6 separate regions of the Mus musculus genome follow, and regions 2, 3, 4, 5 and 6 are each linked to region 1. A link is a loop called in an ENCODE intact Hi-C map of the cell type or tissue named here. Cell type or tissue: heart. All regions are shown on one strand. Region 1 has its middle 5.8 kb from the start of Serpinb1c. Region 2 has its middle 81 kb from the start of Serpinb6e. Region 3 holds the start of Serpinb6b (serine (or cysteine) peptidase inhibitor, clade B, member 6b). Region 4 has its middle 4.5 kb from the start of Serpinb1b. Region 5 overlaps Serpinb6c (serine (or cysteine) peptidase inhibitor, clade B, member 6c). Region 6 holds the start of Serpinb9 (serine (or cysteine) peptidase inhibitor, clade B, member 9).

Region 1 (5,000 bases):
ATACTTTTTTTTCCACGTCATTCACTAGAAGAAAACTAGAACATAATCACATTGCAGTTTTATACTGCTTGAAAACTTTTTGATATATAAGCTGTAAGAGAAAAAAATAAAGCTGTTGGAACTTTGTTCCATCCATCTAATATGTATATATGTATGTATGTATGTATGTATGTATGTATGTAGAGCTTGTGTAGGTATGTGTTGGAAAGTTGTTCCATCCACCTTCCAGGTGTGTGTGTGTGTGTGTGTGTGTGTGTGTGTGTGTGTGTGTGTGTGTGTGCACATGATTATGTGTGTATATGTGTATATGTATATATGTTCATATGTGTATATATGTGTGTGTGTATGTGTATGCGTGTGTGTTAGTGGGAAATGCTTGAAACTAGCATGTTGGAAACTTAGTGTCCATTCTATGTGTGAATGTATATATTTCTGTCTGTCTGCAGGTCTATATGTATGCATGTATATGTGCATGTATATATGTACATATGCATTTGCATGTATGAAGTTATTGGAGTCTGCCTTTTGCTTCATCTACTCAGTGTGTGTGTGTGTGTGTGTCTAAATTTTCTCTCTTTCCTTTTTTATCTCTCTGGCCACTAAGAGTTAAAAGGGTTCAGAATTTTTTGCTGGACACTGGGAGTACCAGTTCTAGTATCTTAGTCAGAATTTTGCTTATGTGAAGAGACAGCATAACCAAGGCAACTTTTACAAAGATAGCATTTAATTGGGGCTGTCTTACAGGTTCAGAGGTTCAGTCCATTATCATCAAGGTGGGAGCAAGCATGGTACAGGAGGAGCTGAGAGTTCTACATCTTCATCTGAAAGCTGCTAGGTAAATACTGACTTTCAGACAGCTAGGAGGAGGGTCTTAAAGCCCACACCCACAGTGACACACTTACTCCAAAGCTACAACTCCAAATAGTGCCACTTCCTAGTCCAAACATATTCAAGCCACTACACTCAGTGAATCAAGCTTTGCTCCTCAGAGAATTGTATCGTCTGTTGAGTAATTTCTCTAATGCTGGCTGACAGAGGCAGCAGCCCCTGTGGGTCACTATCTGGACTGACCCTCATCAGTCCCTCTTAGTGCTAACTCTTGCCAGATGCTCTCAGCACTGACCCCAATCACCTACTCCACATCTTGCTGCCTGCCTCAGTTTACCCTGAGGAGTCAAAGCTGGGCTTTGAAAGCCAGTGGAATGGTTCAGTAGGTAAAAAATCCTGTCACCAAGACTGGCAACCTGGGATCAATCCCCTAGACCCACATGGTAGAAGGAAAGAATCCACTTCAGCAAAGTGTCCTCTGACCTTGTCATGATCATGGTATGTGGTGAACACACTAGGTGTGCCCACATGCTTGCACACTCACCAACAATTGTATAATGTGTCATAAAGTTAAAAATTATTATCCAGAGGTACAATCATGGAAATAACTTGCCTGTACAGTCACTTTTCATGGTGTTTTTATGCACAATAGTGAGTGTTTTTACTCAGCTACCAAGAATGAAATTATGTCTTTTGCACAACAGGGAATAGAACTGGACATCATCATGTTAATGAAACAAACCAGTCTCAGAAGGACAAACTGTAGGTACCCTCAGAGTCAGCTCAAGACCCCCAAGACCACACTCTCTACACAGAGCAGATTAGCCCAGTGGAACACAGACCAGGGAACAAGAGACAAAGACAGGAGCTAGAGGACTAGGAAGAGTGGGAAAGGAACAAGGGGAAGGCGGACAAAGGACTGCCTCTGGATAGAAAGGAGACAGACGTGGCCCACAGGCAGATGACGCCTTACAAAGGTCAAAGGGGAAATCCCAGGTTAGGATGAGCTGTTTAATTTTGGCCAAATAAGGAAATTGACCTTGATGGCTAGCTTTAGAAATGCAGTCTAACCATTTCTAGCAAGGACAGGAAATGGGGGCGAAGAGCAAGGCCTGATTCATGTTTGCCATTGTCAGGCCAGCTAAAGCCCCTTCACAAATCCTTGAATGTGGAACCCAGAGTTTTTTTTTAAAGATATAAAAGTGTGACTATTGGGGAGGAGGACCCATGTTCCCATGGAATGGGGACAAGAGACAGTAAAGTGGGGGTTGATCTGTGCTATGTAGGATGATATACATGTGTGAAAATGGAATAATGAAATGCACTATAGAGGCTAAGTTTAAAAGTTTAAAAATGAGATTTAGAGGCTAGCCTGTTCTACAGATGTAGTTGCAGGACAGCCATAGAGACTCTGTCTCAAAAATAAATAAATAAATAAATAAATAAAGTTTAAGACTGGGAGGGGGCAGTGAGCAGAAAGTAAAATGAAAAAGAAAGAAAGAAAGAAAGAAAGAAAGAAAGAAAGGAAGGAAGGAAGGAAGGAAGGAAGGAAGGAAGGAAGGAAGGAAGGAAGAAATTGATTAGAAATCAAAAAAGTTTAAAAATTAATCACATTTCACTATTTAGTAAAACATGATTGTGAGATTTATAATTCCTTATCAATTTAATGTGTCACAAGTCACCCCAAGACAGTTTCTAAACTGAGTGAGAGGAGAGCAAGATAATTCAAAATGCTTTCAAAGTATAAAGCAAAGGCTCTCGTGGTATCTGTGAGAATCCAGAGCACTGAATAGGCAGCACGTGTGAAGATCAGGACAGGCCTTAGCCTGTAGTAAATCACTTCTGCTCTCAAGGGTGGGGCAGCAAATATCACTGAGTACAGGAGTCTCCCTCTTCATGACTTCAGTTGTTCATAGCAATCCGTGCTCCGAAAATATACAATAGTAATGTTCCACAATGCCACAGATTTCAAGGGAGGCACTAGGCAGAGAAGGGCTGGCTGCAGAGGTGGATCCACCACAGAACCATTGCTATTGGAGCCAGGGGTTGTGCCACTGCAAAGTTCCCTCCATGAAGGTGTTTCCCAGAACTAAAGGCAGTGCTCTTCCAATATTCCTGTTGGGGAGTCGGGAGGTGGATGGAGAATGATTTAGTACAACTGCAGCCTGGGAAAGCCACAGCACACAGGGAAGAACTCAGCCTGTAAGAGGTCTGCGTGCGCCACCTAGTGGTCATGGGAATGAGGTCTACCAGAGTCGTGCACAACCAACTACCCTGACCTCCCTGAGTGTGTGCCAGATGAGGACCAGGGAGGTGTGATGGGGTATTCTCAAGCCTGTCATAGTGCTTGTAATGTTGAGCTTTAGAAGTTTGTAGGACCCGCCACTCTTTCCTTGCCTGTCACTGACTTTTTAAAAAGGAAATACTCTTAAACTGGACCTGTTTTATTGTGGAAGAAAATAGATTGTTCTATTTCACAAGCTCCCTAAGAATAATATTTTGAAATTCATATATGATCTTGGTAATACTAAAATAAAGTTGGGTGACATGGAATGAATATATATTCTGTATGTGAAAAGGACTATGTCCATTTATATTATGATAAATGACGGCTGGATAACTATGAATTCTCCAGGATCAAGGCTGGGCATCTGAAATAGCCTTCCCAGGAATTGTAAGGCATCACAGAACAAACCAAAACCAAGCAACCAACGAACCAAACAAAAACTGGGAGCACATGTGCATCTCTTCTGGCTTCTGTCTTTTAAAATGGAGGCAGAAGTAGAGCCACCAGAAGGCTATGGTCATTGGAGCCATGTTTTTTGCCACTGCTGATTTCCCACCAGAACAGTATTTCACAGAGCTGAAGGCTGGGTCTCCTCCCAGATTTCAGAGCTGCTGAGCTAATTTATGAAGTACAGCAGCAACCTGGGAAAGCCACAAGCACTGGAGTCATAGTCCTTAAGAACAGAGGCATGCCCGCCACCTAGTGGCCATGATGATGATATTCTCGTATTCAGTCAGGGGTCCCCATCCTGAGAATCTTGTGTAATCTTGGTTTTGTTTTGTTTTGTTTTGTTTTTATTAGATATTTTCTTTATTTGCATCTCAAATGTTATCCCCTTTTCTTGTTTCCCCTCCGAAAACCCTATCATGCCCCCCTCCCCCTGCTCACCAACCCACCCACTCCCGCTTCCCAGTCCTGTTATTCCCCTACACTGGGACATCAAGCCTCCTCAGGACCAATGGCCTCTCCTCCTATTCATGTCCAACAAGGCCATCTTCTGCTACATATGCATCTGTAGCCATGAGCCCCTCCATGACTACTCTTTGGTTGGTGGTTTAGTCTGGTTGCTTCATATTTTTCCTCCTATAGGGCTGCAAACCCCTTCAGATCCTTGGGTCCTTTCTCTAGCTCCTCCATTGGGAACCCTGTGCTCATTCCAATGGTTGGCTGCAAGCATCCACCTCTGTATTTGTCAGGCACTAACAGAGCCTCTCGGGAGACAGCTATATCAGGCTCCTATCAGTAAGATCTTGTTGGCATCCACAATGGGTTTGGTAACTGTATGTGGGATGGATCCCCAGGTGGGGCAGGCTCTGGATGGTCATTCCTTCAGTCTCTGCTCCACACTTTGTCTCTGTATTTCTTCCCATGGATATTGTGTTCCCCTTTCTAAGAAGAACCAAAGTATCTACACTTTGGTCTTCCTTCTTCTTGAGTTTCATGTGTTTGACGAATTGTATCTTGGGTTTTCCGAGCTTTTGGGCTAATATCCACTTATCAGTGAGTGCATACCTTGTATGTTCTTTTGTGATTGAGTTACCTCACTCAGGATGATATATTCTAGTTCCATCCATTTGCCTAAGAATTTCATGAATTCATTGTTTTTAATAGCTGAGTAGTACTCCATTGTGTAAATGTACCACATTTTCTGTATCCATTCCTCTGTTGAGGGGCATCTGGGTTCTTTCCAGCTTCTGGCTATTATAAATGAGGCTAATCTTAATCACTTCTCCAAGCGCCCACCTCCCAAGCACCACACACGATGTTTCTATCTTCTGATACCCACAGCGGGCATTATATTCAACATGGGAGTGCTCAGGAGACAAGCTCAAACCATATCCTAACTATAGCAGACATGAGTTCTGGGAGAGCAGGGTTGGTGGGT
Region 2 (5,000 bases), 860 kb before region 1:
GTTTTTAATAGCTGAGTAGTACTGCATTGTGTAAATGTACCACCTTTTCTGTATCTGTTCTTCTGTTGAGGGACATTAGGGTTCTTTCCAGCTTCTGGATATTATAAATAAGGCTGCTATGAACATAGTGGAGCATGTGTCCTTATTACCAGTTGGAACATCTTCTGGGTATATGCCCAGGAGACGTATTGCTGGATCTAGTAGTAGTACTATGTCCAGTTTTCTGAGGAACCGCCAGACTGATTTCCAGAGTGGTTGTACAAGCTTGCAATCCCACCAACAATGGAGGAGTGTTCCTCTTTCTCCACATCCTCGCCAGCATCTGATGTCACCTGAATTTTTGATCCTAGCCATTCTGACTGGTGTGAATGGAATCTCAGGGTTGTTTTGATTTGCATTTCCCTGATGATTAAGAATGTTGAACATTTTTTCAAGTGCTTCTCAGCCCTCTGGTATTTCTCAGTTGAGAATTCTTTGTTTAGCTCTGCACCCCATTTTTAATGGGGTTATTTGAATTTCTGGAGTCCAGCTTCTTGAGGTCTTTGTATATATTGAATATTAGTCCCCTATCAGATTTAGGATTGGTAAAAATTCTTTCCCAATCTGTTGGTGGCCTTTTTATCTTATTGACAGTATCTTTTGCCCTACAGAAGCTTTGCAATTTTATGAGGTCCCATCTGTTGATTCTTGATCTTACAGCTCAAGCCATTGCTGTTTTGTTCAGGAAATTTTTCCCTGTGCCCATATCTTCAAGGGTTTCCCCCACTTTCTCTTCTATAAGTTTCATTGTCTCTGGTTTTATGTGGAGTTCTTTGATCCACTTAGACTTGAGCTTTGTACAAGGTGATAAGAATGGATTAATTCACATTTTTCTACATGATTATCACCAGTTGTGCCAGCACCGTTTGTTGAAAATGCTGTCTTTTTTCCACTTGTCAAAGATCAAGTGACCATAGGTATTTTTAGATTGTCCAATTCCCTGTAAATGAGTAAAAGAGGCCTTTACCGGCCAGGCACCAGTCCAGGCACTTTGTGAAATCATAGTGGAATCTGCACCTGGGTCTAAAAGGCCCTCAAAGCTCTTGCCGTTTATCTTAAGGCAGAGTGTCGGGTGGTCTTTGGTAATTGCTTGAACCCAATAAAGGTCTGATGACCCTGGCTGCGAGGAGCCATGACATGTGCCCTTTGCTGGATAGGAAGTGTCTAAGGGTAGAGGCAAGGCTTGTGCTAAACGTTGCCCTTTGAATATAGATATTGGTTCTTGAGAGGCACTAACTAAAATTTTAATTTCTCCAGTGTAGTCATTATCTACTAATGAGGGATGGACAGTAAGTCCTTTTAAACTGGCAGAAGCACACCCTAATATTAGAAAATAAGTATTGGCCCATAGACCCCCTCAGGGAGGACGTAAACGTCATCCTTGGGTGTTAAAACTGTGTAGGCGGCAGAACACAAGTCCAATCATGCCCTACCTGTAGTGGCTCTGGAGAGACCAGTGGCTGATTTGTGGCTGGCTGTACCCCGTGGTCGGAAGAAAGGGGATGGTTTTGGGGACTCGGGGCTGTCCCCCATATCCATTTCCCTGAACAGGAGGCAGGGGATTCCCAGAAGCATCTGTGTGAGCTTGGCAGGTGTTTACCCAATGTTTGCCGTTTTTTGCAGCGTGGACAAAGAAACTTGGGCCGTGTAGGCCAAAAAGAATGGTCAGTAGTTTGCGCTGGAGCACCATTAAGGAAAGGCACAGTGGGACACTGTCGTGTGAAGTGTCCAGGCTGGCCACACTTAAAACAACTTTTCTGGGGGGCCGGCTTGCTGAAGAGCCACGCCTATTGCCATAACAGGCTGAAGAGCCGCACCAATTGCAAGATTGACTGCCTGGGACATCTTGTGAGTGAACATATCAACATCACAACAAAGATGAATCATCTCATTAAGATCCTTGTCCCTAATCTTACAGTGCAAGACTGCCTTACATGCCGAATTAGCATTCTCAAAAGCCAGTTGTTTTACAAGTTTATTGTCTGCATCCTCATGACCCAAGGTCCTCTCTGCCGTCTCAAGCAAATGACTCACAAATTCACTATAGTCCTCCTGGGCTCCTTGAATAATTTTAGTTAAAGGGAGTAATAACGGATTCTTTCATAGGAATAGCGCGCCAAGCTCCCAGAGCCAAAAGACCCACTGGGAAATGTTTCTGCCTGGCCTCTGCCGCATATTTTCCCTGACCAGAAAGCTTTTCAAAGGTCCAGCCAGTAGATGGCACTCGAGGGTTTTTCTGATTAGCCATTGCAATGGTCTGGCACTAATCTAGGAAATCTGCTTTCCATGAGAGAAATTGCCTGAGAGAGTCAACACAGTTTGGATCACTTTGATCCACTCACTAGGGAGCATATATCCACCTCCTGGGAGAGCCTCTAGGAGCGAAAGTGAGTAAGGGGCAGACGGGCCATAAGTTCTAACCGCAGAGTTAAGCTCTTTTAAGTCCTTGAAACGTAGTCTGTGGAACTCTGTTGGATAGGGACAGATACTTGCTCTTCTGGCTCAAGTTATACTTTGTTATCACTCTCAAAATCTTCCCTGCCCTCGCTGTTAGTGTCCTCAGAGAGATCTGCCTGGGGCGCTTCTAAAGGCCCAATTTCTGCAGAAGCAGATTCGGCATGGGTGACTGGGGGGCTGTTCCTCCCCTGTAGAAGTGGGCAGGTCACAGCTAGCAGCTCTCCTGGAGCGAGTGATTACTGGGAAAGCCAATGTTTTGGTTTTTACGGCTCGCGGAGCTTTTTTTTTTTTTTTTTTTTTTACGCTGCCTGAAGAAGCTGCGGCTGGAGGAGGATCCTTATAATTATTTGGGTTTTAGACTTACTGATCAAACTGGTTTTCCCTAGAAGATAGTTATTTACAGAGACAACTTAAAGACTTTCTCTTATTTCTGATTAATAAATATATAAATTATACACATGTGACTATAATAACCTTTCAAACATTCTAGTTACAATCTCTCTTCAAGAGAAACAATTGAAAGTGTAATTAGTCACTGTCCATGTTATATTAAAACCGACTATAACAGTCCAGTATTTAAGTGGTTTTGTCAAAAATTTTTTAATTCTCAAAGACAAGGTATTATAAAACTTTAAAACTCTATCTTCTTTTAAAGAATTTTGGAGTGAGGCAAGCTCTGTAGAAAGGCGGGCATACTGCTGCTGGAGCTCTAGATCTTCTTGTAATCCTGCTACCTGAGACTCTAGGTTGTCTTTAGTATCAATGAGAGTAGGAACCTGCAGAGCCTGGGGCCACAGCATAGGAGCACAGATCAGTGGCAAATAGAGCAGAGGGTTGCAAGGAGGGACTGAAGCTCACAGCAGTCGCTTGGGTTTATGGGGCAGACTACCTCTTCCTCTAAAGTGTCTGAGTCTCCAGAAATTAAAGGGCCTTCAGCCAAAGATTTTTTTTAAAGACTGGATTGATCAGTGGCGGATTGGCAGGCAAAGTGCTTACCCTGACATGCAGTTAAAGAGCAGCCTGTGGGACTTCAGGCCTGTCTGCAGTATTTGGAGGCTTTTTAGTAGGGAGGGAGCCCTCTGAAGCTTCCTGAGACAAGGGACAGAGGCAATATTCTGCCACTGACAAAAGCTGCTGTTTCTCTGGATCATCAACTGCATTTTCTATCAAATCATGGATTAGACTCCAACAAGTAAATACATTCCCAGGGACAGCATCGGGTGGGCCCTGCTTTGCCAAAATTTCATTTAATTCTCTACCTACTCTTCTCCATTTATTTTCTTTCTTTTTTTTTTTTAGTGATTTTTTAAACATCATTTAAATTTTTTTTAATTAGGTATTTTTCTCATTTACATTTCCAATGCTATCCCAAAAGTCCCCCATACCCTCCCCCCACCCCCCTACCTACCCACTCCCACTTTTTGGCCCTGGCGTTCCCCTGTACTGGGGCATATAAAGTTTGCCTGTCCAGTGGGCCTCTCTTTCCAGTGATGGCCGACTAGGCCATCTTTTGATACATATACAGCTAGAGTCAAGAGCTCCGGGGTACTGGTTAGTTCATAATGTTGTTCCACCTATAGGGTTGCAGACCCCTTTAGCTCCTTGGGTATTTTCTCTAGCTCCTCCATTGGGGGTCCTGTGATCCATCCAATAGCTGACTGTGAGCATCCACTTATGTGTTTGCTAGGCCCCAGCATAGTCTCACTAGAGACAGCTATATCAGGGTCCTATCCGCACAGTCTTGCTAGTGTATGCAATGGTGTCAGTGTTTGGAGGCTGATTATGGGGTGGATCCCTGGATATGGCAGTCTCTAGATGGTCCATCCTTTTGTCTCAGCCCCAAACTTTGTCTCTGTAACTCCTTCCATGGGTGTTTTGTTCCCAATTCTAAGAAGGGGCAAAGTGTCCACACTTTGGTCTTCGTTCTTTTTGAGTTTCATGTGTTTTGCAAATTGTAACTTATATCTTGGGTATTCTAAGTTTCTGGGCTAATATCCACTTATCGGTGAGTACATATCATTTGAGTTCTTTTGTGATTGGGTTACCTCACTTGGGATAATGCCCTCCAGGTCCAACCATTTGCTTAGGAATTTCATAAATTAATTCTTTTTAGTAGCTGAGTAGTACTCCATTGTGTAAATGTACCACATTTTTTGTATCCATTCCTCTGTTGAGGGGCATCTGGGTTCTTTCAAGCTTCTGTCTATTATAAATAAGGCTGCTATGAACATAGTGGAGCATGTTTCTTTCTTACTAGTTAGAACATTTTCTGGATATGTGCCCAGGAGAGGTATTGCGGGATCCTCTGGTAGTACCATGTCCAATTTTCTGAGAAACCGCCAGCCTGATTTCCAGAGTGGTTGTACAAGCTTGCAATCCCACCAACAGTGGAGGAGTGTTCCTCTTTCTTCACATCCTCGCCAGCATCTGCTGTTACCTGAATTTTTGATCTTAGCCATTATGAATATTGATGCAAAAATACTCAATAAAATTCTCGCTAACCA
Region 3 (5,000 bases), 61 kb before region 1:
ATCAGTTATTTTGATTTATTGTTTTTCTGATATGATCATTATCCTTACATTCCACTGAGAGGTTACCAGGGTCTATAGTAGTCTGGGTGTGATTTTTACATCTGAATCTTTGCTTAACTGCTTTCAGCCATCGCCTTTGCCATTGAGAAGTCTGATTGACATTTGACCCTAGATCTATACTCCTTCTCTTGTCCTGAACTCACCCCTGACTCTGAGGGACTTGTTTCTCTAAGGCAGCACCTGTGGCCCCCTTCTGAGCTCCTCTTCCCATACTAACACAGAAACTTCCTCCAGCAACTTTCTCACGCCAAGCTAACTAGCCAGGGTGGCCAAAATGGCCAGCTCTGGGTTCACTGAGAGACCCTGCCTGAAAATATAAGGTGGAGAAAGCATAATAAAAAAAGATGCCAGGCACCACACACGTATATACACACATATGTACATACACATACCCACTCAAGGAAACACACATGATATGCAAAACAGTTAAATTAAAAAATAAAATACTATAATATTTGATATAACCAATCTACATCTCCCTGTATTTTTCAAATCATCTATAAATAACCTACATTACACTATACAATGTAAATGCCAAATAAACCACCCTTTATACCATACTATTTAGAGCAGAAAAGGAAAAACAGTTTAGCCACGTTTGAATTGGAGTCTCATCGTTGTGTCATCCAGGTTGACCTCCCACTCTTATCTTCCTGACTCTGTCTCTTGGATGCTGGCTTACCTACAGAACACCTAGCTTCTCCAAAGTAGTTTTTATCTGCTGTTGGTTTATATCTGCTGAGTCTGGTTGACTAAGTGTGAAATCCATGGAAGAAGACACAGGGATCCAAGCGAACATGCTTTAGGGAACAAAGTGTGAACCATACACCCTCTCTGTGTGACAACAGAAGCCATAGTGGGTACAGATACTCAGGGTAGTTCTCAAACACAAACAGCAGTCATTTCCTGTAACCACATTCACATTACTGGGCCCCAGCACGGCTCACAGGACCTTAACACAAATGTTATTTGATAGTCGGACCCTCCACACACAAACCACACGAGGAAGTGGGCAGCCTCAGGTACAATGCTCTCACAAGCAGCTGTTTCCCACATACCCTAAAAACGGTGTAAAAGAGCCAAACCTCATCTAGCTTCCTGACAGCACATGAATGCTAGATTTCCATACTTCCGATTCTCAAAATGGATTCAAGGTAAGAAGGAGGAACAGTAAGCCTGGGGCTCTGGGGCTGAGCAAGCAGAAGAACAGGCTCAGGGTCCACCAACAAAACAAAGGAAGGGAGGAAAACCTGAGCTTTCATCTGACACACAAACTTTATCAAAACTTCGCCTATGTCCCACAGACATCAAATCTTGCAGGATTCCACCACCATTGCCACGAGTGTGATAAAACAATAACAAACAAGAGAACAACAAAAACAAACAAAGGACAAAACTGGACAAATCCTGGGGTATTGATCCAAGCTTAAAGGCACTAAGGGTATGGGCAACCCCCTGAGAACAGCCCAACCCCGTCTCTAAGACGCAGGCTCACTCAGCCAATAAGAGGCCACAAGGGTGGCAAAGCCTGCCGCCCTGGACAGACTAGGTCCCTCTTGGTTTTGATACCTCTTCGTACCAATCCCTGCAGGATTCTTATGTCATGCCCATTCCATGCGCCAAGTTAGCTCCTCCCATCCAGGTCCCACAACCCCAGCACCCTACCCCACCATCTTCAGCCAGCTCGTAGCAGAGCTTACCTGGAACCCCAGGTTCAGGCTGTCAGCAAGCAGAATCTAGAGAAGGAAGAGCCTGTGCTCTGGCCTCAAATAGCTGCAGGGCGCAGCGTGGGGAGGTCCCAGAGTCAGGAAGTCCCAGGGGAGGTGTCAGAGGGGCTGTGGGCTGTCCGGGTGAAAAGGAAAAGAAACGGAAAAGCAGGATCGCTGCACTTTGACCATTGCCTGCAGTCGGGTTCAGCAGCTAGCTGCAGACTGGTCTAGTTAAATCAGGAATCCTCGCTAGCACTGTTTGTTTGCTATGACTACCTACTTCAGAAAACCAAGGGATTTAACCAAACCGCTTGGATGAAGCAATTAGAAGGGTGTCCACTAGGGGGCATGCAACGCCCGCCCCCCCCCCCCTCTTCCTCTTCTCTTCTTTCCCCCTCCTCCTCTCTCCCTGTCTTCCTCCCTCTGTGGGAGGGTGTGTTCCACACTACATGAGTGTTATGGCCTCAATGACTAAAATGTGCTAACTCTCAATGGGAATAAATGAGACAGCATTAAACAGAAATGTTGGGAGTTCCTTTCAGGGTTATAACCAGGGTCCAAGTTTTTGCCGAGTATGCACAGAAAACCACAGAAGCCTCCCTTGTAATTACTGTGTCCAAGACTCCACTACTGTCCCAGCCCTCAGGTACTGACATTTTATATAAATGGCAGAAAAACTCTAACATCTCACATCTCTCCTATCGAGCAAAAAGACCCGGTGGAGAGAATGCTGGCCAGGTTTAAGAGACTGGTCAGCTCTGGAGACCTCAGATTCTTTTCTGCCTTCTTCACTCTCACACCAGGACAAGGATCCCCAACATTGACCTTTCTGACATTTGAGTTAGGTGTGTCTCGGCTGTGTCTAAGCTGTAGCACCTTATAGAATGTTCAGCACCACACTGGCCTTTCTAGGTGTCATAACAGACCAGGCCACCACACCAGCTGTGAGATGTGACTCTTGACATACAGAAACACAAAGGAATGCTTCATTTAGCCTCTGCATTCTTTCCAGTGCAGCTTTATTGCTCTGGCTTATCCTTCTGGCCCACCCTTTTTCAAACTACAGGGCACATAGCCTCTGTACCTGTGCACATTAGGGTTCTTCTGTATAACTAACTTCCGGTTTATCATCAACAGGGAGCATTATTTCGGTTCTCTACCACAGATCTACAAGTCGTTACTTTAAAATGTTTGGGTGACCTCTCTAAAAAGATTGCACAGAATTCTCTCTTATCTCCTTTTCTGGCTTCTCTGAATTCCTTTGTGTGTATCTTGATAGATGTTTTGACTTTAAACCATTTCAAGGGTTGTCATAACTAGCATACAGCTAAGCTCCCGTCCATGTTAATTCACACAGAGTCATCCAGCTGGGGTATCAGTGTGTGCATTCCAATTAAATGAGTCCTGAGATGGAAAAATACCCTGGAGTGAATCCAGATTCTTAAAAGGATAAATACACGGAACGTTTGGTTAGTTGTGGAATCCATCCTCATAAGGACGGTACCTGATGGCGATTCTCTGCAGAGTCCAATTCCAGCCAGTCTTCTGGGTCTTTTGCCAAACTTATGTATGTACGTCCTGAGAAAAATCCATATTTTTGTTGTCTTGTTTTGAAATAAAGTCTCACTATATAGCCTATACAGGCCTCAAACTCTGACTTTCTGCCTCCACTGTTGATAGTCACGAGCCCTCATGCACACATGTAAAATCCGGCTTTTACAAGAATTCTTCTGCTAGCCAACCCAAACTCTTCCTCTTCTATACCTGATCAGTCTTGATATCTGACCACCAGCAACCATGTCACCCAGACAGCATCTGATCACCCTGGCTTGTCTTCAGCAGGGGTGAGAATGCCAGTCACTTGCAGTGTTTGCTCCTAGTATTTTTTTTTAACCTACCATCACCTGCCTGCTCTTTGGCTGTAGATTACATGATGTTCATACTGTGCCAAGAACTGAGCCTCAATCTCTGTCTCCCATTACACTACCCCATTGTTGATCCTGATGATTGTTAGTAATGGTTTCCATATTACAATCTCTTAGAAAGTTAAGAAGAGAATATCTTTTCTTGTCTATTTCCCAGAATGTTTTGGTTGGTTGGTTGGTTAGTTTTTTTTGTTTTTTGTTTTTTTTTTTGTTTTTTTTTTTGTTTGTTTGTTTTTTGGTTTTAAGACCTATCTCCCTCTCTGTTTTCTCTGTCTCTCCCCACCACCACCACCATGTGTGTGTGTGTGAGGGGGCGTGTCTTTGTCTGTGTATGAGTTGAGACAGACTTATAGAGCTCAGGATAGTCTCAAGTATTGCTAGATGAATTTAAAATGTGCTTTGTAGCTGATTATGACCTTGCGCCTCTGATCTACCTGCCTCTATCTTCCAAGTGCAGGGGTTACAGGCCTGCAACATGATGGACCAGAGAGGTAGGGGTGGCCAGAGTAAGGTCAGATAACAATGTGGTATGTATGTGCACAGACATGACACAGGCATTTGACTTTAGTATTTTCATCTAACATGGACCCAACTGCTGTTTTGTAAAGGAAAGACCCACTTGAAGTCCCTGTTTCACATATGGAGTAGGGTACACTGACAAAGCTTGACTACACAATCCCGTTGACTGCCTCTGTGAGGGAATTAAGTAAGAGGGAGAAAAGTGTGTGAAGAATTTCAAGGAAATTATAATCAACACACTGTAGACAATGTGCTTTCGCACATATACAATCATTCACACACATATACATTCACATACAGCACACACATGCATATCTATTGTGGTCCATTAGTGGATTCAGCTTGAGGTTTAATTAGGACACAGTGACATCTATATAGCTTAAGGCCATTGCTCTTTTGCCAAGGCAGACTCAGAGCTAGCCTCTAAAGTAAAGGAACTTCTCTGCCAACTGTGTCTCTTTGTGTGACTCTCACTTCCCAGCTCTCTCCTGTCTCCCTTGTCTTCCTTCTGTCTATCTGTGTCTCTCTGTGTCTGCCTTCTCTCCAGCTGCAGGAATTATCAACCAGTTCTTCTGCCTAAGCTCTGCTGCCAGCTCTTTATTCTTCTAAAAGTCACATTCCAGTCTGAACCAATCAGCAGCAGGACAACACCAGATATATCTTCTTGGGTTGCTCTTTGGCATTGAGTACTGTGTGACCTTCAGCATCAAAGCTTGCTTTTTAACACGATCATCGTTTCTTTCGGTAATTAATTAGTTTATTTACTTTACTTCCAGGTCTCAGCTTC
Region 4 (5,000 bases), 180 kb before region 1:
AAATGGATGACTTCTTAATTCATAATGATGATCCTATAAGAATTTATATCAGTATTTATTAAGGTCTTTTATAGTAGGGCTGCTATTAGGTGTTTTTCTGATAGTCAAAACTGCAATGAGAACTCTGTCAGTCTCCCATGCATCCCCAGTGAATTGCTTCTAGATAGTAACCAGACTTTCTACTACTCAGAGCACATTCCAAAAGGTTGCAAAGCAATTAACCAAAAGTCATAAAAAGGGAACTAATGATTTATTTTAGGTGCTAGAACAGAAGATAAAATATTGACTGTGTTTATCTATACAAAATTTCACTAATAACTTAGTTATGATTTTTCATTTTCAGTGAACCTGTGGAGCTGTGACAGGTGATCAATGTTAAGCCAGATAATTACTCCTAATGGATATGCATGTAAACATTCACTGCTGTAAACTTCTTATTCGATTTATGATGTGAATTTATGCAAAGTGGTAGTGAACTTTTTAACATGTGATCATGGATTCTGAAAGATGTTTAAGTGCTTAGGACAAAGAAAAGAGTCAGAACTGAGCTGAGGATTACTTTCTAGACACAACATGTTTTAGTCAGATCTGAGCAGAAGCTGCAGAGAGAGCAGGAGGGGCAGGCAGGCTTCTCCTAACCATGGGACAGAACAGATCTTTTCTTAATAACAAGGCAAGCTGAGTCTTATTAAAGAAACAAAGCTTTCTTCTTAAAAACTTGGGTTTAATTCACTTAGCATTAAAAGGGTAGAAGCTTTTACTTCCTCTATGCAATAAAGATTGGAGTTCATTTTTCATCCAGAATGCGTGACTTCTTTCTGCACTGGTGCTTGGTCTTTTGCTCCAAATGCATATGTAAGTATGGATTGTGTATATGTATGGAATTGTGAGAATGTATGCAAGCTGACTGGTTTGAATGGAAATGTATAAATATGCATGTGTGAATCTGTATATGGATGTATCTGAGTTTATGGATATTTGCTTATGTAAAAGTTCTTCCTTCTGTGAACATTATTCTCTTCTCCTAAATCAATAGAAGTTTATTGCTCCAAAGAGAAGAGTGAGAAAAATTTTCCCCTGCCCACTTAGGACCTTTCTGCTTTTCCCCTTTTTCCTAGAGAGCTTTTATAGGTAATTTTTTACAACTTAGAAATAAATGCTATAATCACTTTTCAAAATGTACCTTTTTCTTCGCACTACTTCTACCAGCAGGCTGAAAGTAAGAGCCGCGCATTTCCTGCTGAGATAGAACAAAGGCCACATTACTTAATCCCCTGCTGCTAGACTTCTGGTGTCAATACCTAGCCAGCAGCTTCTTACCCTCAGAAGGAGCAAGAAAAATTTTAGGACCTTTTAGTATAGTATAGAATCAGCATTTCAGTATAGTTAGAGAGCTAGACCGTCCAGAGACCCTCAGTCTTTAAAGCCACACCAGAGTCCTACTCTGTGTCTCTGTCTCTACCCTCTCCAGGCCGGGAGGCTCCTGGCACCATATTGGCAGCGCTGTTCAATGCACCCTCCTGATTGCAGTTTACAGAGCCATCAGTGGCCACACCTCTGAATCCTGGACCCTTAGCCACAGGTTAAGGCTGGAGCATCCACTAGAGGTCACTCTGGTGACTTGCTGGTAAGCTAGACATTAACCTGTAGAGTCTGCTAGTCCCTTGGTATGTCACCTGGGCCCAACTTTTAATGTATCATTTCATTCTGCAACTGAATTCTGTTGTGCTTGTCTACTTAAGCCAATTGTGTTGAATATCAATGTACCAAGTCTGGAAGGATTTTAAACAGCAAAAATTTGTCTCAAGGCTCTGCACGCTGGGAAGTTCAAGTTCAAGTTGCCAGCAGGTTTGCTGTCTGCTTTCAGTATAGTATCCTGTGAAGACAGTGAGATGGTTCAGGGGGTCAAGGTACTGGCCACTAAGCCTGAACACCCGGATTTGAAGCCTGGAATCTACACACAGTAGAAAAAAGAACTGACTCCTGAAAGTTGTCCTCTGACCTCTGTGCAAGTGCCACAGCAAGCACACTCATGGCTGTGTACACACACAAATTTAAAAACAAAACAAAACAAAAACTTGTTATGGTGTCCTCAAAGATGGAAAGTGGAATCAAATAAGGTCTAACTACACCTTTTATAAGGTCCCAATCAAACTCACAATGTCTATTTTAATACTGTTAGAGGATTAACTTCCAATATGAAATTTACAAACAACACATTCAAAATGCAGTATCCCGCCCACCAGCCCTGCTCTCCTTGAACTCATGTCTGCTATAGTCAGGATATGGTTTGAGCTTGTCTCCTGAGCACTCCCGTGTTGGATATAATGCCCGCTGTGAAGTATCAGAAGATAGAAACTTCGTGTGTGGTGCTTGGGAGGTGGGGGCTTTGAAAAGTGATTAAGATTACACAAGATTCTCAGGGTGGGGAGCCCTGACTGAATAAGAGAATATCATCCTCATTACCACTAGGTGGCACTCATTTGTCTGTCCTGTAGTAGTTGTAGTCGTCATCGTTGTCCTCCAAGTCCCGACCCCACCCCACCCCTCTGAAATCTGGGAGAAATCCCTGCCTTCAGCTCTGCGAAATACTGTCCTGGTGGGAACTCAGCAGAGGCACAAAATCTGGCTCCAAGGGGCATAGCTTTTTGGTGGCTTCTTATCTGCTTACATTTTTTAAGACAGAGAGAAACCAGAAGAGATGCACATGCTCTCCCAGTTTTTCTGTTTGGTTGATTGGTTGTTTGGTTTTGTTTTCTTCTGTGATGCCTTACACTTCCTAGGAAGGCTATTTCAGATGCCCAGCCATGACCGTGAAGAATTCATAGTTATCCAGCCACAGTGTTTTATTATAATAATATAAATGGACATATTTCTTTTCACATACAGTATATATTCATCCCATGCCACTCAACTTTCTTTCTAGTATTACCAAAATCAGATATAAATTTCAAAATATTATTCTTAGAGTACCTGTGAAACCAAACAATCTAGTTTCTTCCAAAATAAAACAGGTCCAGTTTAAGACAGAATTTTCTTTGTAAAATTCAGCGACAGGCAAGGAAAAAGTGGTGGGCCCTACAAACTTCCAAATCTCAATATTACAAGCACTGTGACGGCTTGAGGCTTGAGAATACCCACATCACACCTCCCTAGTCCACATCTTGGACACACACTCAGGAAGGGCAAGGTAGTTGATTGTCCATGGCTTTGATGGACCTCATCCCCAGGTGCATAAACGCAGCAGCTCTTACAAACTGAGTCCAGTGTTTGTGACTTTCCTAGGTTGTAGCTATATTTAATAATCACACACACACACACACACACACACACACTGCCCCTCCCTGGCTCAGTTTTCTTGCCTTTATTTCTGTGAAACACCTTCCTGGTGGAAACTTCACAATGACAATCCCTGGCTCCATTAGTGATCATTCTGTGGTAGGTCCACTTGAAATCCAGGAGAATGTGCCACACAGATCCCCCCTCACAATCAGCTGACCTGAGACATCTTGAAACAACTTCAAGGACTTCAAGAAGGACAGCAGAAACAAGGAGTGCCACATTGGAATGTGGCAGCTGTGGTATCCCGAGTCCCCACAGCACACTGGGTCCCTTCCTTGAAACTCTTTTGTCTGAGGCATTCTGGTGTGTGGTAGGCATGGCAATTGGGATAATCCCTTGATGACTTTGACTTGCTCTGGCTTGCAGTAATGAATAGCATCTGGCTTCTTGCCACATGAATCTCTTGATCAAAGGCTAGTTTTGGCAAAGCCTTCGTAGTCTTTTCCTGAGCATGTACTTTCTTTCTTTAACATGGTAGAGAATTTCACTAGCACTCCCTGCCTCACTTCGCCCTCTCTTCTCTTCTCCCTGCTCTGCCTCTGCTATATCTGTATCTGTATGTTTCTCTCCCTCCCACACACACCCTTCTCTTGTCCTCTGTGTGTGTATTGGGGGGGGGGGTGTAGGAGAAAGAGAGAGAGAGAGAGAGAGAGAAAGAGAAGGGGAGGAGAGCAAAACTAAGCAAGGAGAGAGAGAGAAAAACTAAGGATTAAGCACAGACAACCTTTCACTGTATATATCTTGAGGAAAGCATTAAATTGTTCAAAATGGCTTCTAACTGGCCATCTTCCTGTGTCAGACCCCATTTGGCTGGGATAACAGTCTTGTGTGTACCTCCGTACCTGGCTTCTCTTTCCATTATAAGTTGTCTTTTATCTTTTTGCCTTCTTTTATTGAACATTAAGCAATTGTGTATTCTCAACAGTTTGCTTAGAGATTTTGATTATTTTGATTATTATTTTTTTTTACTTTCACATAAAATCATCAGGCATAATTCTGCCAAGGTCACTGTCACTTTCTGAGAGGCCAGTCTTTCCTTGGATTTCTCACACCTTGTTCCTCATTTCCATCTTAGATACACTTGGAGGTGCCTTTACAACCCATGTTTCTGCCAACATGCAAATCTAAGCCAAGTAAGAACTCTCTCAGCATGGTGAGGCCCTCACTACAGTTCCCTATTATGATCTATCACCACTGTCATCCTTAAAGACCCAATAGAAATCTCAAACTCTTCCAGTCTCTGTCATCACTCACAGTGGAAGCCACTGTCACGGCTGGGGTGGTTGTGTAGTCACAGTGAAAACATGATGCTAATATCTTACTTTGTGGTGTTATAACTCGATAGTGAAACTGAGAAGTTTACTTACAAAATTGTTTCACTTTTTGAGACCGAAAGCTTGTGGGAAGTTCTGTGTTAATGAAGGCTTCTCTCTGCTTCCAAGATGGTGCCCGCTTGCTGAGGTTTCTGGGAGATGAGGCTCGCCCTCATGAAGCAGAAGAGATGAGAGCGGCAGCCCATCCACTCCCTCTGTCTTAGTCAGAGTTTCTACTGCTGTGATAAAACCACATGCCATGACGAAAGCAACTTGGAGAGGAAAGAGCAGGTTGATTTCAGTTCCTACTCAGGCCACGGGTCCCCACTTGGGGAAGTAGGGGCA
Region 5 (5,000 bases), 990 kb before region 1:
CGTTATCAATGTCACTGTCATTTCATACACTATATAAGAAAGTAGATTTTTCTTTTGTTTGCCTCGTGCTCATGATTAGTTCCCTTTAAGGCCCTGTGAATGTGAGGCCTGTCCTTCACTACTGCAATGAGCCACTGGACCACACGCCACCATGGGTTGTGCTTTTGCAAACTGCTCACTGCCTGAAACTGAGCTTCCTGACATGGTGGCCGTAGACATATAACTACTCAAATTTCATATCAGGAAGTACAATAAAATAAAATGGATATTCAATCTCATAGCTTCCATAGCCACATCTCTGGTGTCTGTCTCTATAGGTGACACTATTCTGAATGGTGCAAATTTGCATTTCTTTTGGCATAGCAAACTGTAGTAAAAGGTCCAGCCTGTGCACAATGCAGAGGTGTCATAGCCAGTGAGGTGGCCTCTTAGAGTGACAGCAGTGTGATACTGCATCTGAGGGTACTCCCGATTACCTCCCTGAGCTTCAGCTACTGCCTCAGAGATCCAGTTGTTCATGGTGCACTTTAGTGGTTCTCATCTTTTTTTTTTCTCCTATTTATTTTATTATTGGATATTTTCTTCATTTACATTTCAAATGCTATTCCAAAATTCCCCTATACCGTCCCCCTGCCTCTTCCCCAACCTACCCACTCCCACTTCCTGGCCCTGGCCTTCCCCTATACTGGGGGATATAATTGCAAGACTAAGGGCCTTTCCTCCCAATGATGGCTGACTAGGCCATCTTCTGCTACATATGCAGCTAGAGACACAAGCTCTGGGGTTACTGGTTAGTTCATATTGTTGTTCCACCTATAGGGTTGCAGACCCTTTCAGTTCCTTAGATACTTTCTCTGGCTCCTCCATTGGGGGCCCTGTGTTTCACCCAATGGATGGCTGTGAGCATCCACTTCTGTATTTGCCAGGCACTGGCATAACCTCACAAGAGACAGATATATCAGGGTCCTGTCAGCAAAATCTTTCTGGCATATGCAATAGTGTCTGGGTTTGGTGGCTGTTTATGGGATGGATCCCCGGGTGGGGCAGTCTCTGGATGGCCCTTCCTTCTATCTCAGCTCCAAACTTTTCTCTGTAATTCCCTCCATGGGTATTTTGTTCCCCATTCTAAGGGGGAATGAAGTATCCACACTTTGGTCTTCCTTCTTCTTGAATTTCATGTGTTTTGCAAATTGTATCTTGGGTATTCTAAGTTTCGGGGCTAATGTCCACTTATCAGTGAGTGCATATCATGTGTGTTCTTTTGTGATTGGGTTACCTCACTCAGGATGATATCCTCCAGATGCATCCATTTGCCTAAGACTTTCGTGAATTCATTGTTTTTAATAGCTGAGTAGTACTCCATTGTGTAAATGTACCACATTTTCTGTATCCATTTTTCTATTGAGGGACATCTGCGTTCTTTCCAGCTTCTGGCTATTATAAACCAATCAGCATCTTATGTCATTCATAAACTAAGCATAATGCTAGACAGCTGGAAACAGGAAGGATGGATTTTATACTCTTTCTGTATGTTTGTTTACAAGTCATATCATACAGGATTAAATTTTGATTATCTGCTTTTGGGCATTGGCAAAGAGGCTGCTGGTGCTAATCACTTGCATGGCTGTATAATTTTGTTGTTCTGTCTCAGTCTTTTAAAGATTCCTGCCACAAGTTCTATGAAGCAGAGATGGAAGAGCTGGACTTTAAGGGTGCTACAGAGCAGTCCCGACAGCACATCAACACCTGGGTAGCCAAAAAGACAGAAGGTGAACAAAGTTTCTCTGTTTTGTTTGTGTTCAGTGCTAGGATTTGACTGCATGCCCTGGGAATCCTGAGCAGGATCTCCTCTGCCACTGAGCTATATTTACCCCATCCATGTCAATCAGTTGGCTTATATTGAAAAAGTGGTACATTTATGTGGGCTTGTTTGTTTATTTGTTTGTTGTGTGTCTATGTTTGTCTGTGCACACCTGCAGTTAAAATCACTCACAGATTTGGTTTTTTCTTTCTGCCAGTGTTGTCCTGGGATTCTACTCAGTTCTTTAGGTTTGGTAGCAAGCACCTTCACCTGCCAGGTTATCTGTCTGTTTCTAATATTTTTATTTTTGTTTTTGGAGACAGGTCCTCACTCTATAGCTCTTACTGTGTTATAACTCACTATTTAGACCAAGGTGGACTAGAAATCAGAGATCCACCTTCCCCTGCCATTCAAGTGCTAGGATTAAAGATATGTGCCATCATTCCTGGCTTTGTAGTCTATTGCTAATAATCATATTATTAGTACCTTTGCAAGAGCTTCAAACAATAATGACTTTTCTTCATTAAATCAGGAGTTCTTTTGACATGCCTGGTGTTGAACCTAAGGACTTGAATATGCTAGGCAAAGCAAAGTATTCTAAAGTTGGTCTGCATTGCTAGCTCTAAATCAGGAATCAGAAAGCTTTTGAAAAAATTTTTGAGACAGGGTTTCTCTGTGTAGTGCTGGGATGTTCTGGAATTCAGTCTGTAGATCAGGCTGCCCTTTGATCTGACATCTTAGATGTTGGTGTCAGGGTTGTTGCTTTTAGGGATATGTGGTCCTTTTATATCAAGAGAAATCTCCTATGTAAGGTTCTGACCAGAGCAGCAGGTGGCGCCATTTGCCTGTCAGCCCTTTGCACATATCAGCCACTTTTGTTAGGTAATTGGGTTAGCTTTGTTACTGTTCTATTGCTATGAAGAGACACCCTGACCAAGGCAACTCTTATGAAAGAATGCGTCAAACTGGGGGCTTGCCTACAGTTTTAGGAGGGTTATTTCATGATCATCATGGTAGGAAGCAGATAGACATGGTGGTGGAGCAGTGGCTGGAAGTTTTACATCCTGATCTACACAGGCAGCAGGCAGTTAGAGAGACTGGGCCTGCTGTCGGTTTTTGAAATCTTAAAGACTACCTCCACAACACACCTCCTCCACCAAGGCTGTTCCTACTAATTCTTCCCAAATAGTTCAATTGAGGACTGAACATGCAAATATATGATCCAATGGGGGTCCATTCTCATCCAAACCACAAGTCTTTAATTAATTTTAAAAATCTTCCCTCTTTCAGATAAAATCAAAGAGTTGCTATCTCCAGGTACAATACATTCAAACACTCCACTGATCCTCGTGAATGCTGTCTACTTCAAAGGAAAGTGGGAGAAGCAGTTTAACAAAGAGGACACCAGGGAGATGCCATTCAAAGTCAGCAAGGTAACCACAGTGCAGTAACTAAGGAGACTCCTGGGCAAGGTCCTCTGTTCACACTGGTTTCTAAAACATAAGGAGGTTCCTCATGTAGCCTGTGCTTCTAGTGTCTCTGGGCAGCCCTTCAGGCAGGACCCTCTCTCAGCTGTGAGGAGGTTCTCTTCCCTTCTCCTTTTGCATGTTGCCAATGATGGCTGCAGGGTATATGGTTTCAGTCCTGGCCCTGCTTCTGTCAAGGGCTATCCTGTCACTGGCAGATGTTGAGGCCAAACCTGATGGCAGAGCTCTGCAGTGGTGTTTCATAGAAGTTTGAACATAAGAAAATCTAAACTCCAGATGTGGTTTATGAGTCTCCTTCTGGCCCAGAATGCAGCCCATTCCTTGTGCACAGTCCGGTCGTTTCAGTGTGTCTTCTCAGAAGTGCTGTCTTGTGTTTCCTGCCTCCTTCAAGAGGACCACACCTCGTGTTGGTTCCTACAAAGAGGGAAAATAACCTTTCTTATCCTGTTGGAAAAACAGCTGAGGGCAGAGAGCTGTCTAATGAGTGCCTGACTTATGGTTGGTGCTCAATAAACACTGAAGCACTGAGTGAAATTTACTTCTGGTTTGATGGGATAAACACAATCTGGGACATGTTACTGGAATATGTTTTTGTAACCATATTACTTTTCCCCCTCATCTCTGTCTCTTCCTCCCTCCTCCCCCCATCACCTGGTGCCTATGCTCCTAGGATGACAAGAGAAATTAATTACATCACATTCTGGATCATTAACCAGACCTCAGATCTTTAGGCTAACTTTAATTGAACCTACAGTTTATTAGGAAATGAATTTCATTTCATGCTTTATTTTAAATAAATTCTTCAGTTTTTCCTGATCAAGTATTTCTTTTCTTTCTTTCTTTTTTTTTTCCATTTTTTATTAGGTATTTAGCTCATTTACATTTCCAATGCTATACCAAAAGTCCCCCATAGCCACCCACCCCCACTCCCCTACCCACCCACTCCCCTTTTTTGGCCCTGGCGTTCCCCTGTACTGGGGCATATAAAGTTTGCGTGTCCAATGGGCCTCTCTTTCCAGTGATGGCCGCCTAGGCCATCTTTTGATACATATGCAGCTAGAGTCAAGAGCTCCGGGGTACTGGTTAGTTCATAATGTTGTTCCACCTATAGGGTTGCAGATCCCTTTAGCTTCTTGGGTACTTTCTCTAGCTCCTTCATTGGGGGCCATGTGATCCATCCAATAGCCGACTGTGAGCATCCACTTCTATGTTTGCTAGGCCCAGGCATACTCTGACAAGAGACAGCTATATCAGGGTCCTTTCAGCATAATCTTGCTAGTGTATGCAATGGTGTCAGCATTTGGAAGCTGATTATGGGATGGATCCCCGGATATGGCAGTCTCTACATGGTCCATCTTTTTATCTCAGCTCCAAACTTTGTCTCTGTACCTCCTTCCAAGGGTGTTTTGTTCCCACTTCTAAGGAGGGGCATAGTGTCCACACTTCCGTCTTCATTCTTCTTGAGTTTCATGTGTTTAGCAAATTGTATCTTATATCTTGGGTATCCTAGGTTTGGGACTAATATCCACTTATCAGTGAGTACATATTGTGTGAGTTCCTTTGTGAATGTGTTACCTCACTCAGGATGATGCCCTCCAGGTCCATCCATTTGGCTAGGAATTTCATAAATTCATTCTTTTTAATAGCTGAGTAGTACTCCATTGTGTAGATGTACCACATTTTCTGTATCCATTCCTCTGTTGAGGGGCATC
Region 6 (5,000 bases), 100 kb before region 1:
GAACCATAGCTAGAGCAGAGGAGATGCTCGCAGGAGAATAACATACATTTTTGGAAGGGTTGCTTTGACATAGCATCTTCAAAAGATGGATGGCAAAGGTGCCATTTCCTTCAGACAGAGTATTCATGATGCAGAGTCTGGAGGGAAAGGAGATATAAAAATCAACGTAGAGCTGAAGGTTCATTGTTCTCAGGCAGGGAAATCTGGGACTCTGTTTCTGGTTGTCATTTCAAAGGTCATAGGTACCTTAAATTAGATTTCAAAAATTCATTCTAGATTACAGTCCTTCCAATTTTAAGGTTATTAGCTAAGTGTGGTCATTGCAGCAAACCAAACTAGCTTCTTCTCATCTGCACAGGGAGAACGCAAGATCATCAGGAGCACAAACACAAAACACAGCAGAGAGAGGTGGTATTCAGCCTTCTCCCATACAGACCAACGCCTCTCTTCTGAAGACAATAGAGTTTGAAGAAGGAAGAAGAGGAAACGAAGAAGAAAACAACCAGGAACATTGGGTCCTCTTGCCTGACTCAGCAACTCTGTATCCTGGACGCTGCCTGTGAAGACTCCTGTGTTACCCATGAAGAATTAGACAGTATCCTCCCCACTTTCGAGATGCTACAGAAAAGACACTGAGATGCTAAATGAGACCCAAAGACAAGCTAGCATTATTACTGTGTTGTGTATTGGGGAGCATTCCCCTGCAGTAGCTGCTCAGAGGACCTTGCATCAGCTGCAGGCACCCTGGCTGCTTTTCTACTGATTATGACTCATCTTCCAGATGGATGGACAGCTTGGCCCAGACTAAGTGACTGCTCCTGACACTTTAACCCAGTTCTGAGTCCCTGTGCATCCCATGGCTGTGCTCTCACTGTTCCAGGGTTCACCTTTGAACCCTCACATATGTTCAGAGTGCTTCCTACTGAGTTAACATGCAGATCACATAGCCTAGGGAGCATCAGAACACTCAAACCACACTTCTTCCCATTCCTCAGACAGAGGGACACAGCAACCTGAGAGTGTACTCGGATCCTCTGGCTCCTCCCCTTATGACTTCCAGGGCTCTGGAGGAAAGGTGGGGCTGCTTTATTTCAAAGACTTACTCTCTGGCTAGTCCTCTCATCTAACCCAGCTTGCCCCCTTCTCCTGCATTCCTGCCCTTATGTCACTTTAAAGTTGCTTCTGAGTCCTTGAAGTGCAGTTTATTTCACCTAGAACATTCCCTACCCCATCCCTGTCACTGAGTTCAAACTACTCCCCTTTCCCAACTTCATTGGAACAGGACAGCCTCAGGGCCTCTGCTCTCCTTCCCTAGTGCAGCTTCCCCACCCCAGGTCTGCTCTTAAGTGTCACCTTTCTCTTAAGTGTCACCTTTCTCTTACTGATTGCTGTCCTTTCTACTCCATATTCTGGAGCTCTCTGAAGGTAAGGGGGATGTCTGGCACTCTAATAGTAAGCATACTCAAATAAAGGGGTATTTGATTTCTCAGATAAAGTTATCAAAGATATGATCACTGTCAGCATGGAGTGAATTATTTTATAAATGAGAATGAGCAGTGCTCAAATTTGTACCAGAGACCCCAGATGTTTAAAGGGTCCGGAAGTAAGAGAGGGATTACTTTGCAAGATCCACAGGGAGAAGACAGAGGCTTTCAAATTGCCTAGGTGGTAAGGACTGATAGAAAGCATAAAAAGATACCAGTGGAGAGGCCGCCAATATCCTGCAGTCCCCAGGCCTGGCTCAGGAGGAGCCAACACAGCTTAGAAACCAGCCCTAAGATCTGCATCTCTGCCATTGGCCAGCTGGAGATCCTAAAGGAGTCACCATTTAAAAAGCTCATCAGACATTACCTCCCAGCTGTCTCTTTCCCTAACTAAGCAGTCTTGTTTTCCCTCCTGGACTCAGCCTATGCCTTGTAAACATGACCTCTGCGGGTCCCACAGCGCCACCCCGAGCCAGATGCCCGCACCTACCACAGTTGCGGCTTCTCAATCCAGCGTTTGCAGCCTTGATGCTCCCAGTAGGCTTTCAGAGCTGCCTGTACAAGGCAGGGACTTCTGGTTTTGTGCTCCTGCTCAGGGGCGGGGAGACAGGCTGCTTCTGGCTCTGGCGACCACAGCAGGAAGAGGATGAGTGGGGGTTGGGAAAAAACTGGGTCCTTAGAGAAAGTGAAAGTAGCAGGAGTTTTCGCTGTGCACCAAGGGAGAATGTCAGGGATTTTAATAAAACTCTGGGCCTGCGGGGTGGCAAGTGGTAGATGTGAAGGGTGCCCCGTGTCTAAATCCATTTCCACACACCCAGCCTCCTCTCCTGGCAAACACTAACCCATTTTCTGGCTTTTTTAACCAGTCATGAGCACTTTGTTTAAACAGAGTATGCAATCATGTGTGTGGTCTTTTGCTAAACAGATGTTTCTGAGGCTCAGCCTTAAGTGTTCAAGGTGGCAGTGACCGGGGCACAGGCGACAGGCTTGCCACACGATGTGAGCTGTGGGCATTGGAATATGTTTAAAAAAAAAAAAAAAAAAAAAAAACTCAACTCAAGTGAAACCACCATTCTTGACTTTGCCAGAGAAAGAAATTTCTGAAAGAGATCGTATGAGATGGAGTTGGATTTATTGAGAAGCAAACACAAATATATTTTTAAAAAGTAATACAGAAAGGGAAGAAAAGTAGGAAAAGAGAGAATGAGACACACCTAAGCATGCAGGGCTCTCAAGACGAGCATGGCTGCAGTGACTCAGCAGTAGCCTCATGTGTGGCTTTGGTGGCTCTCAGATGCTACATCTTACAAAGTTGCTGAGAAAACCTCATTCTCCTTTGTAGTTAATAGAGATTCAGTATTTCTTTGTTCAGTTATTTAAGGACAAGCTTTTAAAATGACAAAGAATGAAACTATACGAGGCCAAACGCATAAGTAGAACTTCAACATAGGAAGCCTTGGTGGGAAACAGGAAAGAACATTAGGAAGACTTCTCAGACACAGGAGAGGCTCACCCTGTCTATAGGATGAGTCACCCATTTTGCTAACCTTGAGAGTCCATTCAATTTTAAACCCTGTGGTATACTCAATCTAGAAAGCTTTCTTTCCCACGTGTTCTCCTTGTGGCTCATGGCTTTTCTCCAATCTCTTCTTCCCTGAAGCTTGCTGTGTTGCTTTTTGGCTTCTCCAAGGTGCTCATCCTCTCAGCTCCATTTTCCACAAGAATCTCCTCACACCACTCTCCTCTAACCCCTGACCCAGCAGGAAGTGACAGCAGCTGCAGGACCTTTAGCTCCTGGCTTTCTTGATCATCTTGCTTGAGGCAAGGTTTGGCTTCCTTACCTGCAACATCTGCTTCCTCACCCTCTGTCCTCCACCAGCAGGAGGAGATCCAACCTCCTGTCCCTTTAGGTTACCGTATTTTCTCTCCTTTGATCAACAGCCAGTCTGACCACCTCCTGTCTTAACTTTTGTTCTTGGGGTCACTTTCCCCCTGATCCCACGTCACTGAAGCAGCTGGCCCACTGCTATCTTCCTCTTTGTCCTTGTATCTTTTTTTTTTTTTAATTAGGTATTTTCCTCATTTACGCAGTATCTCCTTTCTGTTCTGCTTCTCCTTCCTCACCCCAGCTCCATCTCATTCAACAATGAACCAACTTATTTTTTTATTCTTGGCTAGAATGTTCTAGCCTTTTATCTACTCACTCACCCCCCAATTTGGTTTTCTGGATGTAGTCTATTACTACATGGACCTGCCCTTGAAAACAGCACCCACTCTACAGAGCACAGGTCCCACAGCAATACGCTTCTCCATGGACTTCGTCTCCCTTAAGTAAGTTATTGTGATCATTCTCAGTGCACTTCCTGCTTGATGGCATGGACTCTCATTCTTCTCTCACTTGGAGAATTTTATGGAGTCAAAATTTTCCATATTTTTGCTGCTTGGGGCTTCTATCCCAGAGAGCTACAACAGCAACCCCCTATGCCTAAGTTCCCTTCCTTGTGTTTCCTAAATAAATATGACTTTATGGGTACCTTGCATAGGAATTATAGTCAGGCACGATAAAGCATGGGTTAGAAGGCTGCCAAGGCATCTCTTGGACTATAAATAGGTTTTCTTCTAAGAGTCCTAGGAATTTGCATGCTCACATCTGGAAAAGGAGAATGACTCTGTATGCTTAGGCTGTAAGCATGATTGCTGTTTTACTCTTCTTCATTGAAATATCCATGCAGAGAATGAGTATTGTGTGCATGTCAGCAACCGTCACAGAACCTGTTAACTGGGCTGGCAAGAGTCTTAATCAGACCCGGGAATGTAGGACTTCATTCCTTTCCTGAATCTGCTTAACTATTTTGTTCTTTCCTTAGTATCTCAAGACAATATTTGTCAGACATTTGTTTCTTTGTCTGGTTAAAGATATTATCTAAATTAAGTTTGTATTCAATCAGTCAGCGTTAGATTGTTTCTATCTTTTATCTGGTATTAATTTTACTATGAATGTCTATGTATAAATTTGTGTATAGATATATGCTCTCTTGGCGTTACCTAGGGTATAGCCCAAGGAATTTCTGGGTCTTATGACAACTCTACATTTCATACTCTGAAGAACTAACTACCTACCTAATGCTTTTGAGGTCTTCTGTGTATTATATGCCCCACCAACAGGCTATAAGTTTCAGTTTCTTCCCGTGCATGTTTTTTCTTTTCTTATTTTAGCCAATCGGTGTGATAAGGTTACTCATTTACGGTTTTGAGTTTTCCCTGATGAGTAATGATGTCAATCATAAGCTCATGTGCTCACTGAACCTTTAAAAACCTTTCTATAAGACTGCCTACTCACATTACTTCCCATTTTTCTTGAGGCATCATCATCTTCATCTTCGTCATCATCATATTGCAAATGAATTGCATGACACCAATTTCTTTTTTTTTTTTAGATTTATGTATTTATTTTAATAAGTACACTGTAGCTGTCTAAAGACACACCAGAAGAGGGCATAGGAGAAGAAGCCACCA

Evidence for each region. Hi-C counts contacts between places; a loop is a spot of excess contacts. Peaks named below come from ENCODE experiments on the same cell type or tissue, not always from the same donor. Only the 100,000 strongest peaks of a DNase experiment are listed, where the experiment ranks them.
Region 2: it touches region 1 in a loop (24-fold over the local background); 12 of 42 quality-filtered maps call a loop at or near these places.
Region 3: a loop joins it to region 1, with 5 times the contacts of the local background. A loop is called at or near these places in 24 of 42 quality-filtered maps.
Region 4: a loop joins it to region 1, with 4 times the contacts of the local background. A loop is called at or near these places in 40 of 42 quality-filtered maps.
Region 5: it touches region 1 in a loop (10-fold over the local background); 8 of 42 quality-filtered maps call a loop at or near these places.
Region 6: a loop joins it to region 1, with 9 times the contacts of the local background. A loop is called at or near these places in 11 of 42 quality-filtered maps.

What each region holds. Positions count from the first base shown.
Region 1 is chr13:32,901,462-32,906,461 of GRCm38, reverse strand. It overlaps a transcript of Serpinb1c not described here. Among named protein-coding and RNA genes, the nearest start is that of Serpinb1c, 5.8 kb to the right of the region's middle. In heart, CTCF peaks have their summits at 3,050 (motif pointing left) and 3,821 (motif pointing left); DNase peaks (open chromatin) are centred at 3,051 and 3,731; H3K27ac peaks cover 839 bases.
Region 2 is chr13:33,760,240-33,765,239 of GRCm38, reverse strand. No RefSeq gene overlaps it. Among named protein-coding and RNA genes, the nearest start is that of Serpinb6e, 81 kb to the left of the region's middle. In heart, a CTCF peak has its summit at 2,257 (motif pointing right); no DNase peak of the experiment used is centred here; H3K4me3 peaks cover 484 bases.
Region 3 is chr13:32,962,304-32,967,303 of GRCm38, reverse strand. Serpinb6b (serine (or cysteine) peptidase inhibitor, clade B, member 6b) reads right to left here and starts at 2,043. Exons shown (of 7, transcript NM_011454.2): 1 at 1,761-2,043. In heart, a CTCF peak has its summit at 2,075 (motif pointing right); a DNase peak (open chromatin) is centred at 1,733; H3K4me3 peaks cover 1,189 bases; H3K27ac peaks cover 3,701 bases.
Region 4 is chr13:33,077,122-33,082,121 of GRCm38, reverse strand. It overlaps a transcript of Serpinb1b not described here. Among named protein-coding and RNA genes, the nearest start is that of Serpinb1b, 4.5 kb to the left of the region's middle. In heart, CTCF peaks have their summits at 1,595 (motif pointing right), 2,254 and 2,454 (motif pointing right); a DNase peak (open chromatin) is centred at 4,951; H3K4me3 peaks cover 232 bases; H3K27ac peaks cover 222 bases.
Region 5 is chr13:33,892,038-33,897,037 of GRCm38, reverse strand. It overlaps Serpinb6c (serine (or cysteine) peptidase inhibitor, clade B, member 6c), which reads left to right. Exons shown (of 7, transcript NM_001382852.1): 4 at 1,652-1,769; 5 at 3,092-3,234. Among named protein-coding and RNA genes, the nearest start is that of Serpinb6c, 11 kb to the left of the region's middle. In heart, a CTCF peak has its summit at 2,616 (motif pointing right); no DNase peak of the experiment used is centred here.
Region 6 is chr13:33,001,670-33,006,669 of GRCm38, reverse strand. Serpinb9 (serine (or cysteine) peptidase inhibitor, clade B, member 9) reads right to left here and starts at 2,129. Exons shown (of 7, transcript NM_009256.3): 1 at 1,975-2,129; 2 at 1-137. The coding sequence starts at 127. It overlaps Gm36181 (a long non-coding RNA gene), which reads left to right and starts at 863. Exons shown (of 3, transcript XR_382177.2): 1 at 863-1,075; 2 at 3,719-3,815. In heart, CTCF peaks have their summits at 1,747 and 1,949; DNase peaks (open chromatin) are centred at 969 and 2,019; H3K4me3 peaks cover 1,029 bases; H3K27ac peaks cover 2,369 bases.